Linked DNA regions of Homo sapiens: region 1 is linked to region 2. A link is an interaction called in ENCODE POLR2A ChIA-PET data of the cell type or tissue named here. Cell type or tissue: GM12878. All regions are shown on one strand. Links, peaks and the distances in the headings refer to the core of each region. The heading gives the core; the rest is flanking DNA. Region 1 holds the start of LOC107984238 (a long non-coding RNA gene). Region 2 overlaps JMJD1C (jumonji domain containing 1C).

What was found. ChIA-PET counts read pairs that join two places held together with the same protein. Peaks named below come from ENCODE experiments on the same cell type or tissue, not always from the same donor. Only the 100,000 strongest peaks of a DNase experiment are listed, where the experiment ranks them.
Region 1: POLR2A ChIA-PET joins it to region 2 with 9 read pairs; 4 of 35 experiments call an interaction of 5 or more read pairs at or near these places.

The regions. Positions count from the first base shown.
Region 1 is chr10:63,696,537-63,701,921 of GRCh38, forward strand. It overlaps LOC107984238 (a long non-coding RNA gene), which reads right to left and starts at 3,823. Exons shown (of 3, transcript XR_001747468.2): 1 at 3,747-3,823; 2 at 1,552-1,679. In GM12878, for the core only: no CTCF peak of the experiment used is centred there; no DNase peak of the experiment used is centred there.
Region 2 is chr10:63,223,797-63,229,181 of GRCh38, forward strand. All of the region lies in intron 3 of JMJD1C (jumonji domain containing 1C), which reads right to left. Among named protein-coding and RNA genes, the nearest start is that of NRBF2, 93 kb to the left of the region's middle. In GM12878, for the core only: no CTCF peak of the experiment used is centred there; no DNase peak of the experiment used is centred there; H3K27ac peaks cover 2,198 bases.

The DNA of each region.
Region 1 (5,385 bases), core at 211-5,210, 470 kb after region 2:
AATTATGTTCTAAATAACTAAGGTCAATTGCTAACTGCTCTCTAGGTAACAGGGTTTATCACATCTTTTATTCTGTAAAGACATTCTGCATTGAGTATCACAGTTCCCTGTCCTTTCCTCCCCATTTATACAAATGCTTCCATGCAGCAGAAATCATTCTGGGATAGTATGGAATATGTTGGGCTAAGAGGAAGAGAAACAGCTATCATAGTGGATAATGGCTAGATGATCCTCTCTGTATTCGGCTCTCTGTGCTGACTGCAGAGAACTGCCATAAAGTTCTGCTCACTTCTGAACTGGCAATGCTTCCTAAGTATTTTTTAACCTAATCTGCATCTTTTCTACATGAAAGGAGGTGCTGGACTCCAATTGTGATGTGTGAAACAAGACAAGCTGTTAAAAACTCATAGAAATTGGCCGGGCGCAGTGGCTCACGCCTATAATCGTAGCACTCTGGGAGGCCGAGACGGGAAGATCACCTGAGGTCAGGAGTTCGACACCAGCCTGGCCAACATGGTGAAACCCTGTCTCTGCTAAAAATACAAAAATTAGCCTGATGTGGTCGAGTGCGTCTGTACTCCCAGTTCCTCGGGAGGCTGAGACAGGAGACTCGCTTGAACCCAGGAGGCAGAGGTTGCAGTGAGCTGAGATTGCACCCCAGCACCCCAGCCTGGGTGACAGAGCAAGACTCCGTCTCAAAACAAACAAACAAAAACTCATAGAAATCATCACCAGGTTGACTCCACTCCACTCCTTTCCACTTTTCCCCTTAAAAATGTCCAATAACCAGAAAACAAACAAATCGTTCTTTTGAAATTATTCTCCTTGGCCTTGTAGCTAATGGAAAAACTGAGCTTCAGAGAAATCTTGAAGGTAGCCAAGGAGAACTTAATTTAAGTCACAGTTATAAAATTTTAAGCTGAAAGAGTTCATAAGGATTACTTAGTCCGGTCTCCATGTTTTCAGGTGAGGAAACTGAGACTGGGAAAAGTGAATTGACCTGATTTAAAAAAATCACAAAGCCAGAACTTGATATTTTCAGTGCTGATGAGGGTACAATTTTTTTGTATTTCTAAGATGGAAGGTCCATGCTCCCTGAGTGCGGAGACCATCTTATCGCCTCTGCCTCAGCAACAATACCTCTGCCTTGGCCACAATACTTACTGCGGGCTTGGAGACATGTTGTAAATTGCACCAGTTTGTTGTCTCTCAGTTGCAAGTGATTAAAAGACAGACAAACAAACAACAACCTCAAGAAAAGCCCAGCAGACATTCATTTAAGGAAAAGGAAAAATGTAAATGGAGTAATTATGTAATTGAGAAATCTAGAAGGTTTGGTTTCAGGCATCCCACGGTCCAACAGCCCAAATAACATCAACAGAGCATGATTTCTCTGTCATGGATCTGTTCCACTCTCCTATTCTCGGATAGGTTCTTCCCTCATAGTTAAAAGATGGTTGCAAGCTGCTCTAGGCTCTGTATCCTCTAAGATTTAAGTCCAGTAAAAAAGAACCAATATCTCCTTCCCAGAAATCCCAGAAGTAGACTCACATCATCCTGTTGGCTCTGATTGAGACCGTGGTGCCATCCACAAAGCAATCACCGGGGCCAGGAGAAATGCGATACATTGATTGACTTCAGCCTGAGTCACATATAGTGAGAATGAGTACACAAATGATCTGAAAAAAGTTAATACACATATGTTATTTATGATTTGCTAACAAATACTTTTACAGCACTTATTCTGTCAGCTTGTTCTAAGAACTTTATAAATATTAACTCATTTAATCATCTTAACAACTCATTGAGATAGGTACTATTGTTATCCCCATTTTGGAAACGAGAAAACCAAGCCAAAGAGAGGTTATGCAATGTGCCCAAGGTCACACAGCTTGTAAGCAGCAGAGTAGCCACAATTCTAACACAGCCAGTCTTGCTCCTGAATACCTGCTTCTTCACTGCCTGAACCAAGTCATTTAATCCTCTCTCTTTCCATCTTCTTAACTACAACAGTTTACTAAAGCAGGGACTATGATTTTTCTTCTTGTGAGGAGGCTGGTTAACAGAAAGGGGAAGTGCTTTACGAAGGTGCACTGGCAGGGCCTGAGGTAAGGGGCTGATCTTGCTCTGCATGAGTAACAATTCATTCACCGTGTCCTGGGCTTCCTTTGCAAAGATGCTTTTTGGACCCCTCTTGTAGATGTGTTCATATGCACATCATATTGCTAATTCCTGAAATGGAGAAGATTTGCCAATAAACTTCTTGGAGATGGATAACTTCTTAAATGTCAAATGAAACACTGAGCCATTAAATTGTGCTGTTTAAAATGTCAGGGAAAACCATTAGTTTTGCAGATGGAGCTTCAGTGTGGTCTGGCTTCAGGCCTGTGAAATGACTCCTGTCTTGGAGAAGAATCCTTCTTTTCTTATTTTGAAATGTTGTTATCGTTTTGTCCAGAGAGTGGTTTAAGAAGCAGTGCTGGTCTCTGAGCCCAATGTAGCAATGGGGAAATAGTGTAATTCCTCCTGTCTCCTCCAAGGCGCTTCCACTCTATACTACCCTGCTCTTCCCAAAGTCTCCATGGACAGCTAGCAACTGTCCTGCTCTCTTCCTGGCTTCCTTCTTCCCCTCACCCCAGTTGCAAACCTCTGGGTCCTTCAGAATCCATTTCCAGTTGTGTTATTTTAAGCTGTTTTCCTGCACAGCACAGCAGAGGCTGGTAAAGTAGAAGTTATACTTCAAGAGAATATCAGAGCTGAGTGATTTTGAGGGGAACAGCCCTCAGGCAAGTACCAACGAATGACCAGTGCCAGTGGCGAGTTAGACCCTTGAGGCCTTGGGTCTATTTCTCCACACCTGTCACTTTCATCCAGGTATTGTCAGGTGATTAGGAGCCTGAAGCAAATCACCAAAAAGTAACCTGAAGTTTGAGTGCTACGTGTGGAAGTGGAGAGGAGAGGGTCTACTAACTTCCCTTGTAGAAGGAGAACTTGGAGAGGAGGAGTTAGCACTGCCTCTATGTGTTGGTGAAGCTCCAGCTTTATAAAGCACAATTTTAGTACAGTGAGCTCCTCCTCTTCCTCACTTCCTTGTTCATCATGACCCAGCTTGACCATCTCAGAATTGTTAGGTTGTAGGAGATGACCCCCAATATGTTTCTATATCTGAAATTATATGGTATGGCTTACCACATAATTTACAAAAAACAACATTAATTTGGGGGGAGATGGATAACTGTTTTGATAGCATAGGAGACCACTATCTTGGATCTCACCAAGACTCGATATGAGTATATTATTTTACAAATTCTAGATAGTCCCATTTATAAAGAACTCTGAATAGGGTGAGCAATGGGGCAGGGCATAGAGCCAAAAGCAGTGAACTGCTTGTCAAAAGGCTCAGTTTTTCCAACTCTAAAACCATCCAGCTGGGTAATGTTGAACAAATCAAAATCTTTCTTATCTTTTTTTCCCCTCTCTGGTGAAAAGAGGAAATAAACTAGATAATTTTTAAGATCTGCTTCCTGCTTGAAGAATCAAAGTTGTGTCTATGAAATCAGATTAAAACCATTAACAATTATTTTTTATGTCTGCAGTCTTAGAAAATTTAAATAAATATTTGTCCCTAGGTAACAGACAAGAAAACTGAGATACAGAGAGATTTATATGCCACCTAACATCAAAACCTAGAGCCCTTCTGAGAGATCATATTCCCTTGTACGATACTTGGTCAGTGAGTCACTAACCTCCATCACACAGGCCAGGCTGGCTCTTGCAGTCCCGGGAGTAACACAGTAATGTCAGTGGGTATGAATAGTTTGAGTCTCAGATCACTCAGCTGGGAGATGATATTTAGAACGATGGCTCAAAAACAATTCTGACCAAGCAAAGCATTAGTCAGCTTGGGAAAAACTTTATGGGTTGGGAAGAACTTCTCAGGGAGGGAGAAGTAACAGTATATTCTATTCATCCCAGGAGGACCATTGCCATAAATCCGTGAGGAAAGGATTTGTTTTGGACCTACACAGAGAAAAGGGAGGCAGTAAGGAAAAGCAAGCTGGATTGGGAGTTAGAAGACTATTTCTAGTTTAACTCTGCCAAATACTTAGCACAGGGCAAACTAGATACCCTTTCTGGCCTTCATTTCTTTATCTCTAAGATGGAAAGATAAGACTAGATGATCTCCAAACTTCTTTAAGCTCTGACATCTACTGGATTTCTTCCAAAAGCACAAACTGTTTCCTGTGCCACAGAGGTCATTCAGAGGCTTCTCCTTATTTTTCAAAATGAATCCTAAACAATTAGAGTGATTTCTCTTCTCATGGTTCCCGTCACCCCTCCTCTGTGTTCTCTTGAGCTTATGAATACCTCCCTATAAGTAGCCTCATCACAGCCTACTTTGTATTATAAAGAATATTATGTTTTCCTGTTGTGGGCTTTTGGCAAACAGTAACCAAGTAATTAATTTTAGGCTCTTCTAAAGCATGTAGTGAATGCTGCCTTCCCCTTTGTTTATTAGAATTGCATATTCAGGAAATTACAAGTCTATGATTGCTCAATATTTCAAGTATTACTGTTTCTCAGATTTTCAGTGCAAATGATTGAATAATTATTCCCTGTGTAACTTTCATGATACTATGCAAATACAGAACTCCTTTGCTTATGTGTACAATTATTGGTTCATAATTTTTTTATTAAGAGAGTAGCAATTTATATATGTATATGATTATGTGTTTGTATATATAAATATAGATATAGATATAGATATAGATATAGATATAGATATCTTTTTTCTCCTGTACCAGTATATATTTCCTTGGCTTCAATAATTGGCATTTTTTTTTTTTTGAGATGGAGTCTCGCACTGTCACCCAGGCTGGAGTGCAGTGGCACAATCTTGGCTCAATGCAACCTCTGCCTCCTGGGTTCAAGCAATTCTCCTGCCTCAGCCTCCCAAGGTAGCTGAGATTACAGGTGCCCACCACCACACCTGGCTAATTTTTGTATTTTTAGTAGAGACAAGGTTTCCCCATGTTGGCCAGGCTGGTCTTGAACTCCTGACATCAAGTGTTCCACCTGCCTTGGCCTCCCAAAGTGCTGGGATTACAGGTATGAGCCACCGCACCTCGCCGGCAATTTTTATATAATGTTTTTCATTTTTATGCTGGAGCCCACCTCACTTTTTCCAAGTCCTTCTTACATGTTGCTCATTATAAGGCCCTTATGAAGAATTTGAAAGTGGAAAGTGTTCTTCCAGGTCATCTCTGATCTAACCCCTTATTTTATGTTGAGAAAACAAAGGCCCAGAGAGTTTAAAATGTCACTGCCGGTCATAGCCAAGGGTGAGCTAGAACTGATGCGTCTCAATTTCCAGCCCAATGACTG
Region 2 (5,385 bases), core at 329-5,328:
AGGCCGGAGTGCAGTGGTGCAATCTCGGTTCACTGCAACCTCCACCTCCCGGGTTCAAGAGATTCTCCTGCCTCAGCCTCCTGAGTACCTGGGATTACAGGTGCCCACCACCAAGCCCGGCTAATTTTTGTATTTTTAGTAGAGACGGGGTTTCGCCATGTTGGTCAGGCTGGTCTCAAACTCCTGACCTCTTGATCCGCCTGCGTCCGCCTCCCAATGGGATTACAGGCATGAGCCTCCGAGCCCAGCCTTATAAATATTTTTTCAACAGGTTAAAATAATGGGCTCTATTTCCAAGATCATTAAACAATATACAAATATTTTTCCAACAATAAACCATTAATTATCTAGCGGAAATAGCATACCATTAAAAACTGTTAAATTGAGTCCCTTTACTGATAATGACTTTATGTAGGTTCAAACTCTGGTCTCTCAATCTCCTCATCTATAAAGCAGAGTTACTAATATTTCCCTCTTTTTCTATCTTAATAAATGTTTTAATAAGATTTTTTCTTATGTACAAAAATTAGCTTTCTTAAAATATCTAATTCTGATTTATGACATTTGAGTGCTGAATGATGTGAACTACCTGGTTAATTAAAACCCACAAAAAGTATCCCAATGCACTGCCTGATTTATGACAGGCATTGTTGTTGAATTCCTCCCCCTCGTCTACATATAGTACTTTGTAAGTTACAGGGATTTCTGTTACATCATCATTCCCATTTTAAAGAGGATTATTAAAGGTTAAATGAGCAAATCTTGAAACAAAGCCAAATAGGTTTTTTATATATATATTTACTGACTTGAATAATTTTGTAAAGGTGCTAAATGTTAGACAGAAGTCAACAAGGCTGACTTACAGATAAGAGAAATTAAGGGTCTGGAATTAAAAACTAGCTATGAATATCCACTATCTTTCACAGAATTTAAAAGGTCTTCAGCTGTGCCTTGAGCTCGTGTGAGATTAAAAATCCACTTAATGGGCCGGGTGCGATGGCTCACACTTATAATCCCAGCACTTTGGGAGGCCGAGGTGGGTGGATCACGAGGTCAGGAGTTCGAGACCATCCTGGCCAACATGGTGAAACCCCATCTCTACTAAAAATACAAAACCTAGCTGGGTGTGGTGGTGGGCGCCTGTAATCCCAGCTACCAGGGAGGCTGAGGCAGGAGAATCGCTTGAACCCAGGAGGCAGAGGTTGCAGTGAGCCGAGATTGCACCACTGCACTCCAGCCTAGAGACAGAGCGAGACTCTGTCTCGAAAAAAAAAGAAAAAAATCCACTTAATGGCACAGTCTTCACATTTCACACTTTAAAGACAGTAACTATAAGTAGTTACCTATATATAGTTCTTATCTTGAATAACTAATACCTATTAATTTTTCAAAAACAAGTCACCTAAGCTAATTGAAGAGACAGGACCCTCTATGAACCTCTCCTCCTATGTAAACTGTATCCTATTTGAGCTACTAGTTATAACCTCCAGCAAACGACAAATGGAAAAAAATCAGTTCACTAAGCATCTGCTTTATTAGAAATGTATACAGAACACAGAAAAAGTTCAAAAAACATCTTAAATGAGGTTTGGGGGTACATCAGTCACTTGTGTGTTGTTCCTCCTCTTGCAAAGATAGACATGAACTCTAATTGAACATTAGTGAGACACCTTAATGTACTGATACACAAAAATAGCTACCATAAGGCCAGGCGCGGTGGCTCACACCTATAATCCCAGCACTTTGGGAGGCCGAGGCAGGTGGATCACCTGAGATTAGGGGTTCGACCTGGCCAACATGGTGAAACCCCGTCTCTACTAAAAATACAAAAATTAGCCAGGTGTAGTGACACACGCTTGTGAATCCCAGCTACTGGGGAGGCTGAGGCTGGAGAATCACTTGAACCCGGGAGGTAGAGGATGCAGTGAGCTGAGATGGCGCCATTGCACTCCAGCCCGGGCAGCAAGAGCGAGACTGCATCTCCAAAAAAAAAAAAAAAGCTAACCTAAAGGTGCATTTACTATGGCAGACACTATGCTGGGTACTTTCCATACAGTATCAATTGTAACAACTTTGTGAGCTGATATACACAGTATGTTCAGAGAGGTTCATGGTTACAAGCAGGAAGTGACAGAGCTGTTATCTGAACTTAGTTCTGTGACTTCCAGGGCTCAGGTTCTTCTCCCCCACCCCCCCCTTCCCTCCACATACACTCTCTCTCATTAGCACAATCAAAAGAAATGAAAGTTTACTATTATTGCCTTTTAAAATTTGACACATTTCTTTATATGTAAGGGGTAAAAGGCAACATTATCTTATAAACTGAGGCTGACTCAAAAGCAAAGAACAACGGGTGGAAGATACCTTTCTATAAACTTCTAACACTGGTTATGTGACATTCCACATATAGAAATAGTCAAATACTCATCAAAGAGAGGAGACTTAGGGTGGCAAACTCATGCAATCTTATAATCAGAAAGTGTAAAAGAGAAGAAACCTCACTTTGGTGATGTACCTTAGTCATGATCTACAAATACCCAAATGCTGTTTTTTTCTAGGTTAACACTGTGCTGAATGACTGCTTGGATGATCAAAATAAAGGTATTTTTTCACGTGTACAGGAGGGGATAATGGGGCCGGGTGCGGTGGCTCACACCTATAATCCCAGCACTTCAGGAGGCCAAGGTGGGAGGATCCCTTGAGTCCAGGAGTTCGAGACCAGCCTGAGCAACATGGCGAGATGCCATTGCTACAAAAAATTTAAATATCAGCCAGGCATGGTGGGGTGCGCACCTGTAGTCCCAACTACTCGGGAGGCTGAGATGGGAGGATCACTTGAGCCCAGGAATTCAAGGCAGCAATAAGCTATAATCGTGCCACTGTACTTCAGCCTGGGCGACAAAGCACAACCCTGTTTCAAAAAAAAAAAAAAAAAAAAAGAGAGAGAGAAGGACATGATGGAGTAAAAGGCTGAAATCAGGCCGGGTGTGGTGGCTCATGCCTGTAATCCCAGCACTTTGGGAAGCCGAGGTGGGTGGATCACCTGAGGTCATGAGTTCAAGACCAGCCTGACCAACATGGTGAAACCAAACCTCATCTCTACTAAAAAATACAAAAAAAATGTATTTAGGTGTAGTGGTGCGCATCTATAATCCCAGCTACTCGGGAGGCTGAGGCAGGAGAATCCCTTGAACCTGGGAGGCAGAAGTTGCAGTGAGCCTAGATTGTGCCACTGCACTCCAGTCTGGGTGGCAGAGTGAGACTCTCAAAGAAAAGGTTAAAATCAGGCTGGAATGTGTATTTTGACAGTAAGACTACTGTACTAACATAATTTTAGGTGATTATGTACTTTCTACTTAATTCGAAAGAAAAAAATAACCATCTAGGTAATATAAAACATAAGCTCAGAACACTAAAATATTCAGATATGCCTAGTTAGGTTTAATGACACCAGTATTATGAAAATGTTAAAAATATACACAACTCATTTCCTAAGATAATAAGGTAGAGTGCTCCTTGCCAGTTCAAGAAATATATTATTTATGTCACACATAGTCTCATTTGACTGCTGACAAAAAACCAACAAAGGGTGGTTAGTTTCTAAGTGACAGAGAAGACTGGCTTAATAACGTAACAGATTTGCTCAAAAGTCTCAACTGATGTCTAGAGTAGCACTTTCATTTTAGGATAAAAGAAATATCACAAAACTGCAGCAGTTTCTCCTCCTTTGGACAATTTCTGATAGATAATGACTGAATGCTCACTTTCAAATTGATACTGATATGTGTGGCTTATTAATGGAATGATTTTCCCCTCTGCTATAAAACCCTTGACCTTTGTGGTAACATCCAGTGTGCTTTCTTAAATTCCATTCCATGACATAAATTTCTCCATAAAAACCATCTTTGATAGTATAAGAGTTACCATAAAAGCAATTATTTTGTATCCTGAACATCAGATTAGGTGATTGAACATGTTTTGCCATACCAGTTTCGCCAGTCATAAATTCATGGTTTAGCAAAACTACAAATAGTTGCTTGTTCTTAGATCCCTGAGATTGCTGGCAACAGTTTTAAAACGTGAATGTTAAGTCCACAAGAGTGACATTAATTTTTACCACACCACATCTTTTTAACTTATACAAGAATCCATTTTGCTAATAAGGATTTGCTGGGACAAGAAATATATAAAGTTTGAAAGTTGCTACAGGGGTGCTCAAAAAGCAAAGCTGTCTATACCACCTGCAGTTAACTAAATGAAGGTACCGCTGAAGGCTTCCATGTATTTTCATGAATTATAATAAGGGCTAGCAAACATTTTTTGTAAATGGCCAGAAAGTTAATATATTAGGCTTTATGGGCCATACCAGTTGTCACAACTACTCAACCCTGCTGTTACAGCAGAAAAGTAGCTAAAAAAATACCATAAAAATACATAAATGAATGAGCATGGCTATGTTCCAATAAATGTTTCTATATTAGCATTCTATGAAATTTGAATTTCATAGAATGTTTAGGTGTTATGACATATTCTTCTTTTTGAGTTTTTTTCAACTGTTTAAAAATCTAAAAGTAACTGGACACAGTGGCTTGTACCTCTAATCCTAGCTACTCAGGAGGCTGAGGTGGGAGGATCCCTTATGCCCAGAAGTTCAAAGCTACAGTGAGGTATGATCACTGTAGTCACTGTACTCCACCCTGGGTGACAGAGGGAGATCCTGTCTCTAAAAAAATTAAAAAGGAAAAGATAAAAACAAGAAGCAGGCTGGATTAGCTTGTAGGTACAGTTTGCCTTTTCCTAATTAAAAACAACAAAACAGAACAACCAGTATGAAGCAAGATTAAAAACTTCTACATCAATGTATCAAATACAATTTTAAATATACTAATGCAATTTGATCTAACTGACTGCAAACTCTTATTTCCACAAATGCTTGAAATATATACAATCAGGAGCACAGGAAATTAAATCAATACCAAATCCTTTTCACCAGTAAAGACAAAAATATCTTAAGGTAAATACATTATTTAAACTTTCACAAGTAAATGAGTTTCCCTGATTTATTCTGGACAATGCTTAGCCTTCCAAATATAACAATATACTTGATTTTAATGTACATAATTTAGGAAAAATTATCTAATTTGCAAGATAAGATTTCCTCCATTAGGTCAATGACTATTACATTCAGAGATTGGAATCATCATCTTCTCTGGGCTCTCAAGTAAAGTAAAAATGAGAATATGCATTAAAAAGTAAGAGATATTATAAAGATAGTCTACCTGATTTATTAAGGACACGATAGATTAATCTCTTAAGCTCTCTATGTAGGTGTGTGTGTGTCTGAGTACATATAAATATAAATAAATACTTTTTTAAAAAAAAGGA